Linked DNA regions of Homo sapiens: region 1 is linked to region 2. The links are chromatin contacts, found by Hi-C or POLR2A ChIA-PET in ENCODE. All regions are on one chromosome and are shown on one strand. The core of a region is the stretch at or near the end of the contact, and the rest is flanking DNA. Distances in the headings are between cores, read along the strand shown. Region 1 holds the start of KRTAP4-3 (keratin associated protein 4-3). Region 2 holds the start of KRTAP4-7 (keratin associated protein 4-7).

Evidence for each region. Hi-C counts contacts between places; a loop is a spot of excess contacts on that map. ChIA-PET counts read pairs that join two places held with the same protein, here RNA polymerase II (POLR2A).
Region 1: a loop to region 2 is called in a map of heart right ventricle, with 7 times the contacts of the local background. The contact joins the promoter of KRTAP4-3 here to the promoter of KRTAP4-7 in region 2. A Hi-C loop is called at or near these places in 2 of 168 maps with a recorded cell type or tissue (chondrocyte and heart right ventricle). POLR2A ChIA-PET finds 5 or more read pairs at or near these places in 1 of 52 experiments (activated T-cell).

The regions. Positions count from the first base shown.
Region 1 is chr17:41,166,561-41,171,989 of GRCh38, reverse strand. It overlaps KRTAP4-3 (keratin associated protein 4-3), which reads left to right and starts at 3,769. Exons shown (of 1, transcript NM_033187.2): 1 at 3,769-4,759. The coding sequence starts at 3,818. The coding sequence ends at 4,405.
Region 2 is chr17:41,081,061-41,086,489 of GRCh38, reverse strand. It overlaps KRTAP4-7 (keratin associated protein 4-7), which reads right to left and starts at 2,340. Exons shown (of 1, transcript NM_033061.4): 1 at 1,346-2,340. The coding sequence starts at 2,283. The coding sequence ends at 1,816. RefSeq lists an enhancer at 1,516-2,045.

The DNA.
Region 1 (5,429 bases), core at 2,520-5,019, 84 kb before region 2:
TCAAAACACAAAATACACATACTATGATTCCATTTAGATTAAATTTTAAAATGTGGGAAAATAAACTGTATTATTAGGGATGCATGTCTAGGTTGAAAAACTATAAAAAATACAGTAGAAGGATTTAAAATCAGAATAGTGATTACTTCTAGAATGGAGGGAGGGAGATACAGTCAAGAAAAGACATATAGGAGCACCTCTTATGGATGACAAGATTCTATTTCTTGACGAAGGCTTTGGGTACATACATGCTTGCTTAATAATTATTAGCTATATCAATTATTAATTAATTAATGTATATATGTTATATATTTTTAGTATATTTTTTCACTTAAAAAGTTTTTTTAAAATCCAAGGTGAACTGAAATATCCTATTTAAGTTTTAAAAGTCAAGATAAAGCAGTGATTGAAGACAGTTTAGAACAAAGAGATTTACTGAATGGCATATGAGTATTCATATTATTTTAAATATTGCTCTAATTACACATACCACTTCATACCAAGAATGGTAGCATTGTTTAATGCTTATTCTTAAATATTTTAATAGTTTGATTTTTATTATAAATAGGAACTTAATTGAATTGGAAATATGATAATTTATCTATCAATTAGACATGCCTTTTGTAGGCCTCTCTGTGTATTTCACAGTCTTATAACTAAGTCACAGTAATTCACCTAATGAAATTACATTTTATTTCCAAAATACATACTAGGTTTTCATTCCAAAAATGTCAGAGTACTAACATAATAGATGTGATACCTGACAAGAGAAGCCCATTTCCCATGTCATTCTTTAAAGGGTATGTTAATACGATGCGTCCAGGTTGCGGGGTAAACACAACACATGTTCTTCAGTGTTGATTGCAAATATCAGTTGGGTTCACTTCATTCTAATTTCCTTGATGTTTACCTAAGTGAAGTCTTTAATCATGAACTTCTAAAAAGACAACCATAAAATTAGTTTAAAATTTAAAAAGGTATATGAAAGAAAAACTTACACTCCTTCTGCTAGTCTATATAATAAAAGAAGGACAGTTTAGATAGACTTGGCGTAACTTGTGTGTGTGGTCCTCAAGTTAATATCAAGTATGCTTCACCAGACAGTGAGTAGAATTTAGCAGCAAATACATACAGTGACAGACATCTCGCCTGCTTTTGAGGCTCATTTTGTAAAAATCCAGTGTGCTGTCTATACGAATTTCCCATGGTGGTTCATGCCCTGTTGTTCCATTATCATCCATGTGGACTGTCAGTTTTGGTATTAGAGTCATCTAAAATAGCAAAGATAATTATCAGTGTTTTAGTTTACAATACTCCAAATTCAGTGTTTAAAATCCAGTATCATTTTCTCTACTACGTAGATACTACCAATTGTATTTTAATTATTTTAGTTGCTTCTGTTTCCAGTTGAATATTATACAATGTATGTCATACAACAGTTTAAGCAGATGGGTCTCAAGCTTGGCTGCCCTTTACCTGAGAAACTTGAAAAATTCTGGTGCCCAGGCCATAACCCACAGCACTTAAGTCAGATTTTTTCTGAGCAAGAGTCAGGCATCAGTAGTTTTTAACACTCCCCGAGTGACTCTAATATTCAGCCAACTTGTAGAACCCCTGGATGAGGGGTTGTGATTCTCCATACATTTCCCTACATTCAGAATGTACCTGCCTTTGTAGCTGTGGCAATAGGGTTTTCTTAATCTCCATAAATTTATATAGAAACCTCTCCCCTCATAATCAAAACCTTTTTCTTTTATGTTTTTAATTTTTCCTCAGCCCCTGATATACAGCAAATCAAATGAACAACTGCCTCTTCAGGACACCATGTGGCTTCACAATACAATTGTTTCAATCTTTCATGTTCTCCAGCTTTGCAAACACAGCCCATAAAGTAAAGACTTGTAAATCAAGTGTTTGCTAAACAAGTTAATGTGACAGAAATATTGCAAGGTGTTTGGTCTTTAATGATCTTAATTAAGACATTTAAGGATGCTATCATAGAGTGAACAACCTGTCTCTTTCTTCTTGGGACTTCCTAGTTCTAGCAATGAGAGCCCTGAGTTCAGGGAATGCCCTCAGACTGGGCAATCAGAAACAGCTGGTCACCCTACCATGACATTGGTTGGTATAGTTAAAATGAAGCCCTGGCAGTTATTAGTATAGCTCTGAATGAACTAGTGATGCATGCATCAACATTGTGACTCTCACAGCCACATATCAAGGCAAAGATGACAGACAGAAAAAACAATTATGCTATATATAATTTGTTTGAATGTTCAAATCAAAACTAACCTATGGTGGAAAAATTATTAGAACATTGCTAATAATTTCCCCATATGGCTGCCTCTATGAAGTGATGAGTTTACTGAAGTGACATTTGGGAACTTTCTAGTATAATGAAAATGTTCTCTGTATTCATCCATTTTCATACTGCATGAAGAAATACCAGAGACTGGGTAATTTATAAAGAAAAGGAGGTTTAATTGTGAGTCTCTAAAAAAGACTTGCAGTTCCACATGGCAGGGGAGGCCTCACAATCATGGCAGAAGGTGAAGGAGGAGCAAAGGCATCTCTTACATGGCAGAAGGCAAAAGAGCATGTGCAGGGGAACTGGTCTTTATAAAACCATCAGATCTCATGAGGCTTATTCACTATTATGAGAACAGCATGGGAAAAATCAGCCCCCTTGATTCAATTACCTCCCACCGGGTCCCTCCCATGACACCACGACACCACGACACCATGACACATGGGGAGTACGGGAGCTACAATTCAAGATGAGATTTGGGTGGGGACACAGCCAAATTACATCATTCTCTATCTTAATAGGTGTGGAGGTTACATGGATGTACCCATTTATAAAAACTCATCAAATAGTACATTTGGGATTTGTTCATTTCAGTGTATGTAAATTTTACAATATCATAAAAATAGACACAAACTAAATTAAAATATTTATTTATGAATTAATCCACCAAATTGTCATGTTTGCTAATTTGTTTTAAGTATGATTCTTTTAATTAAACTATAATGAGCTCCTTTGATGTTACTTTATCACAGTATAATACTGTGTGTGTGTGTGTGTATGTGTGTGTGTGTTCCTTCTAGCAAGCTGTGAACTCCCCTGAAGGAGAATCTACATCAAATTTGTAATCCCAATGGCTGGCAACTTGGGTCTCTCAGATTATCCATTTAATGCCTCTGTTTTATAAGCAAGGCAGGACCTTGAGCCAGGTGCTTCTGTAAAGCTTGAATGAACAGAATAAAGCAGGAGGTGTCTGTGTGTGGCCATTAAACCTTTCCTCATTGCTCAAAAATGACACTCAAAATAGGACATTTTCTTCTTGTCCCAGGCCAGAGGCCACACTGAGTAGAAGGGCTTTCCTCTCCCTTGGTCAATGGAATAAATGAATAATTGGTAATGTAACTGACTAAATCTCATTCTGGTACTGGGTACAGGAAAAGAGAGTGAGAAATGTAATTTCAAATGCAGAGTATCACCTGATAGCCCTGTGTAGAGGAAGAGGAAGATAATTTGGTCTAGAAGATGCCATCAAGGTGAGAATCAAGGAAAAGTAGATGGTATAGATCTTATTACATCTGGACAAGAATATTTTCTTCCCAATGATTTTAAGCCATTAAATGGACAAACATTATTGTGTAATCTGATAATTATTTAGCAATTAAATAAACAAAAACAAGAAAAATATAGTGACAACAGGAAACTGGGGCAGTATATAAGAGGCTCAAGGAGACTTCTAAACTCCAGAACCTCATTCTCCTGGGAACCCACCCAGAACCTCCACCCTCTGACGCCATGGTCAGCTCCTGCTGTGGCTCTGTCTGCTCTGACCAGAGCTGTGGTCAAGGTCTCGGCCAGGAGAGCTGCTGCCGCCCCAGCTGCTGCCAGACCACCTGCTGCAGGACCACCTGCTGCCGCCCCAGCTGCTGCATTTCCAGTTGCTGCAGGCCTTCCTGCTGTATCTCCAGCTGCTGCAAACCCAGCTGCTGCAGGACCACCTGCTGCCGCCCCAGCTGCTGCATTTCCAGTTGCTGCAGGCCTTCCTGCTGTATCTCCAGCTGCTGCAAACCCAGCTGCTGCAGGACCACCTGCTGCCGCCCCAGCTGCTGCATTTCTAGTTGCTGCAGGCCTTCCTGCTGTATCTCTAGCTGTTGCAAACCCAGCTGCTGCCAGACCACCTGCTGCCGCCCCAGCTGCTGTATCTCCAGCTGCTACAGGCCCCAGTGCTGCCAGCCCTCCTGCTGCCGCCCGGCTTGCTGCATTTCTAGTTGCTGTCATCCCAGCTGCTGTGTGTCCAGCTGCCGCTGCCCTTTCAGCTGCCCGACCACCTGCTGTAGAACAACCTGCTTCCACCCCATCTGCTGCGGCAGTTCTTGCTGCTGAGTGAAGCTGCTCTGGATTTGTGCACCTTCTTGCTCTCAACCTTCAGTTCAGGCACAGAGTATCTATTCAGAGAACATGTGGACTTCCTGATGTCGTGAAAACAGAGGCATGGACTGATTTGGAAAATATTTTATTAGTATGTATTCTCTTTTATAGAAGTTTTTATTCCTATTGAATCTGAATTTACAGTCAAATTCCACATCACATGTTTTAGAATTCTTTATTCTAATTCAATATACATAAATCTTCAAATGGTATCCTTCTAGATGTTTCTTCCTAATGTTTTCTGTGGTATCAATTTTCATGTGGAATTGTTTGATGTTCCTCAATAAAACTTCATAGTGTTCAAAAGCACCAAAAATGCTCATCTCTTTTCATTTGTTATAATATAATGGTATATGTATATTTCTGTCTATTTTCTGCACAACACAAGAAGAGTACATGTTGTCAAACACCCTAATAATTAAAACATTAAATTGGCATTCTCCAATTAGATTTTATCCAAGCCAGAATTCAGTCTCATAGTAGAAACAGGAGAAGAATTTAAGAGACATTTTTGAACCTAACACATATAACATGAAAGCTGTGGAATATAACTGCCAGCACAAAAAAACTGTCTTCAATAAGCTGCATCCCATGATGTGATTTAAACTAATTTAAACAGAAGCAGCTCAATGTAGAGTATATTCTGTGGACTTGAGAATTATACAGAGTTGAGGCTGAATTCTGACTGTACTGCATGCCACCTATGATCTTAGACATGGCATTTAAACTCTGTCAACCTAGGATTACTTTTCTCTTAAGAAGGGATCATAATAACTCAAAAACACATGAAGGTAATCATAAAATGTCAATGAGATAAAGGTGCCTGGTTGACAAATAAAAGCATGCTCTCTCATCATCACTGGCCATCAGAGAAATGCAAATCAAAACCACAATGAGATGCCATCTCACACCAGTTAGAATGGCAATCATTAAAAAGTCAGGAAACAACAGGTGCTGGAGAGGATGTGGAGAAATAGGA
Region 2 (5,429 bases), core at 1,091-3,590:
TTCCACAATGGTTGAACTAGTTTACAGTCCCACCAACAGTGTAAAAGTGTTCCTATTTCTCCACATCCTCTCCAGCACCTGTTGTTTCCTGACTTTTTAATGATCGCCATTCTAACTAGTGTGAGATGGTATCTCATTGTGGTTTTGATTTGCATTTCTCTGATGGCCAGTGATGATGAGCATTTTTTTATATGTCTTTTGGCTGCATAAATGTCTTCTTTTGAGAAGTGTCTGTTCATATCCTTTGCCCACTTTTTGATGGGGCTGTTTGTTTTTTGGTCTTTGACAAACCTGACAAAAACAAGAAATGGGGAAAGGATCCCCTATTTAATAAATGGTGCTGTGAAAACTGGCTAGTCATATGTAGAAAGCTGAAACTGGATCCCTTCCTTACACTTTATACAAAAATTAATTCAGGATGGATTAAAGACTTACATATTAGACCTAAAACCATAAAAACCCTAGAAGAAAACCTAGGCAATACCATTCAGGACATAGGCATGGGCATGGACTTCATGTCTAAAACACCAAAAGCAATGGCAACAAAAGCCAAAATTGACAAATGGGATCTAATTAAACTAAAGAGCTTCTGCACAGCAAAAGAAACTACCTTCAGGGTGAACAGGCAACCTACAGAATGGGAGAAAATTTTTGCAATCTACTCATCTGACAAAGGGCTAATATCGAGAATCTACAATGAACTCAAACAAATCTACAAGAAAATAATTCTTAAAAAGAAAAGTGAGCCTTGAAATTTTCAGCCTTTCTGGGTTTATATATAGTAAAATGTTAAGTGTGGAGATGTTTAAATTATAACGTAAACCCATAGAGACCACTGTCAGAAATATACCATGCTATCCAGATAAAATACAGCTCAACATGCTTTTTTTTTCTCAGCAGAACTCACTGGGAAATAAAGCCCGCTTTTTGGTTATAAATTCCAAAATGTTGTTTATTGAGTGAAATGACTCGAGTACATTAAATTCTTTATAGAAGATTTCCCTTATTTCATTGGTGTCTACTTTTCTGAAATTTGGTTTTATGTTTTTTGTCAAAATAGGGACAATAGTATTGTGAGATATAATGTGTTCATGATAAAATGTGTTTCAAGAGCTAAGGCATGAATTAAATGTCTTAATTTAGAATATTAAGACACATGTGCACATACACACACATATACACACAGCACTTTTATTCCAATACCTTAAATTATCTATATTTGATATAGAATGTATCTTCAAAATGATTTCAAGACGGGTTGCTCCTCCTGTGTCTTTGTGTAAAATATAATTGCCAGGGAATCAGTAAAATAATTATGAAAGCAATAGAGAATGATACCAATGAATTCTTAAGTGCAGAAAAGTTTATTAGAAAGCAGAGATACAACAAAGCATAAGAAATTCACCCTAGGAGAAACACAGAATACAATTGGGTGGCTGGATCTGAGGGTGCAACATCAGTGACAAAACTGGTCCTGCAGATAATATCTACCTCACTGAGAAGGAGAATCTGTACCTTAAAGTGATAAAGAAAATAAGGAAATCAGAAGATTGGAATAATTTCTTAGCTAGTGTATTACAAATTAATTCACATTTGGTGCCACCACCAGAAGAAAAAGAAAGCAAAGGAGGGAGTTTAAAATGAACCAGAATGTTCTCACAGAGTCAGTGAAATGGTGGTGGGCTCTTTGGAAGCATAAGGTCCATCCTATTGAATGACATCAACCCCACTTCATGTATCCTAATGGTCAGCACAGTAGAAGGGTCTACATCTGTGGGCCAGTGGTGAAGGGGGACGTGAGCCAGGGCAGTGGGCTCAGCAGCAAGAGGAGGCACAGCACAAGGGGCGGGGACAGGTGGAGATGACACAGGTTGGGCGATAGCAAGTGGTGTGGCAGGAGACTCGGCCACAGACTGGACGCAGGCAGCAGCAGGGGCGGCAGCAGCTGGGGCGGCAGCAGGTGGGCTGGCAGCACACAGACTGGCAGCACTGGGGCTTGCAGCAGCTGGACATACAGCAGCTGGGGCGGCAGCAGCTGGAGATGCAGCACCTAGGGTGGCAGCAGGTCGTCTCACAGCAGGTGGGGCGACAGCAGGTGGGTTGGCAGCACACAGACTGGCAGCACTGGGGCCTGCAGCAGCTGGACACACAACAGCTGGGGCGGTAGCAGGTGGTCCTGCAACAGGTGGTCTGACAGCAGCTGGGGCGGCAGCAGGTCTCCTGACAGAGGTCTTGGCTGCAGCCCTGGTCAGAGCACACGGAGCCACAACAGGAGCTGACCATGGTGTCAGAACGGGGAGGATCTGGGTGGGTTTCCAAGAGAGTGAAGTTCTTGGGTTTGGAAGTCTTCTGGGTCCATAGCCTCCTTTATACCCTGCTGAAGGCCCATTGCCACCACGTCATTATTTCCTTATTATTTACCTCGTGGAAAACTTAATCATGTAATTACATAATTGTGTGTTTCTACTTAAATACTCCAAAAGAGAGAAAATAACCCATTTCCTTTTCCTGCTGTGCTCCTGTGTTTCTATTGGAAACACTTGTCATATTTCTTCCTTAGTGGGGGTCACCTTTGTCCCTGGTCTCTGCAGTGTCTTTTACAAAGCACTGGTCACATGACTCTGACACTTTATTTCTAAATGTGATTCTCCCTCCTACCTGTAGATTGCTCTCTGCAAATCATGGGGGACAACTTTTATAATGTTAATGTGTCTTTTGTTGTCAAATAATGTCCTGGTCAGATGAAATGTTGGAAAGGAATTAGAAGGAAGGACTCATTCGGGAGAAGGATGTCCCATCTATAATGAAGATGACTCTGATTCCGTGTATGCTTCTTGAATGGTTGGGGAGATGGTCAGATCTTAAGGAAGTTATAAACTCTGTGTCAGATCTCATTCCACCACTCCAAGTGAAAGTACTTAGCCATGACTCATTGCCTTTAATGAGTAAAAACACATTTTTCTGTATGTCTTACAGTATAGGCATTTGGAGTAGGAAGTTTTGATTTACCTTTGATCATCAAAACTGCATGATGGATTATTCATTGACAAAAGCATTTGTTATATGTAAACAATATTTAGAATTATTAAGCCTTCAATAATATGCATCCAAGACATTCTATTGGGTACTCTGGGTATAGAACAGATAAACCCTCCTCTTTTTCCTGCAGGTACTTGTATAAGACACATGCATAAGAAACAGAATTTGGCAAAAATGAAAAGAATTACAATTATGTTCATTAAACAACTAAAATAAAAATGTATAGTATGTGGATAAGTTCCATACATCCTCAGGGTATGTATATTACTTGTGAAGTATTGACTATGTACCAGACATTGTGCTAAATATCTTTTTCATTTTCACTCTTTATTACAACCTTATAAAGTAGTGTACATTCTTATTGCTCTTTTAGCAGAATACTCAAAAGAAGCATTAAAAAGCTAAAACAAACAAACAAAATGCTTGTCCAAGATTAAAGAGAAAGTAAGCCTAATATGTCTTAGTGTAGCCAAGAAAGTGGTAAAGAACAAAATTTGCTAAGCTTGCTGAAACTGCTTCATCTTCTTGGAATGTGTCGTCTTTTTTTGTCCACTCTGCAAACTCCTACTCATTTGTCAAAACCCAGTTAAATATTTCCTCCTCAGTAATATCTTTCCTGATAAACTACCCCATTCATTTATCATTATTTCCTGCCTTGTGCTCATAATGTGATACATTCTACTGTATCATAGACGTTTACTTCTTTCATTCCCCCATATGCAATGCAAATAGCCTGAAGGCATGGGCTATGACGTTTCTTTTTGTTACCATGATACTCAGCACAGAGAACACCGGAAATAAATGTTTGTTGAATGAATGAAGGCTTTTTGATGACATAGAAGCATGTAAGGTCCTTTAAAAATGTATATATCGTTTGACTTCTGGATAAAAGAGAGGAAAACATTCCAAACAAGGAGATCAGAGTTTCATTTCAGGAAAACTACAATTATTTATGTGGTAAGCAACATGTCCCCTGATAAATAGCATATGTGGAACCTTGTGGAATTAGGATTCCGTTTATAGAATGAGACTTGGTTATAGATAACCAGGAATACCATGTTATCCCATTGTGGAAGGGAGAGAGGGTGAGACAGAGAAAGAAGGAGTCAAACTCATCCTTTTATAAGGAACCCACTCTTGTGATAACAACATTAATCCACTCATGAGGGTGGTGTCACCATGACCCAAACATCTCCTGTTAGGCCCCACCTCCCAACACTGCTGCATTGAGGATCAAGTTTCCAACACATGAACTTTGAGGGACACATTCAAACCATTGCATTCCACCCTTGGCCCCCCACATCCATGTCCTTCTCATACGCAAAATATATTCCTTTTATCCCAATAGTCCCAAAGTCATGTTCCATCACCAACTTAAAAGTCAAAATGTAAATCTAAGAGTCTCATGTGACTCTGATATGAATAAGACTCAACACAGGACTTATCCTGAGGCAAATTCTCCTCCATATGTGAACCTATTAAAGAAGTTATCTAGTTCCAAAATCCAATGGTGGGAGAGGCATAGGATAGACAGGCCCATTCCAAAAGGGAGCAACAGGAAAGAAAAAGGGTAACTGGCCCCAGGTGAGTCCAACAGGGAAGACAGCATTAAATCTTAAGACTGGAGAATAAACTTCGACTCCATGTGCTGTCTCCTGGATGTGCCCGACATGGGGAAGGGCTGCCTGGGGCCTTGGTGTTAGGCCCCAAATGCCCTCAGATAGCCCTGCCCCATGGCTTTGCTGGGCTCAGCCCATACAGCAGCTATCTGATTGGAGTCTCTGCTGCAGCTCTCTCAGGCTAGTATTGCAGGCTGATAGTTCTACAGTTCTAGGGTCTCAGTGGCTGCTCTGACCCCCCGTTTTCCTGAGCATGGCCCTAGGAGGACCTCTCTGCTGTGGCTACACCCCTAAGGCAGGCTGTCAGAAACATCCTTTCAAACCTAGGTGGACAACCATTGCCCCACAACTCCTGCAGTCTGTGTATCTACAGTCAGTACTACATCAACACCACCAAGGCTCACAGTTTGTACCCTCTGCAGCAGCAGCACAAGTCTCATCTAAGCCCACTTGAGCCACAACTGGAGCAGCAAAGGGGCACTGTGCTAGAATGTGGAGAGTACCAAGCCCTTTCTGACCTCAAGTTTCTCTCATTTGGAGCCTGTGATGGGAGGGATAGCTTCAACAATCTCTGAAATGCCTTCAGAGCCATTCTCCCATTGATCTGATGAACAGCACCTAGCTTCCTTCTATTCTTATCAATCCTTGTATCAAAGCATCACTTGGCCACACCCTTGCATGCTTTTTCATTCTTTTTTTTAAATTTTATTATTATTATACTTTAAGTTTTAGGGTACATGTGCACAACGTGCAGGTTTGTTACATATGTAT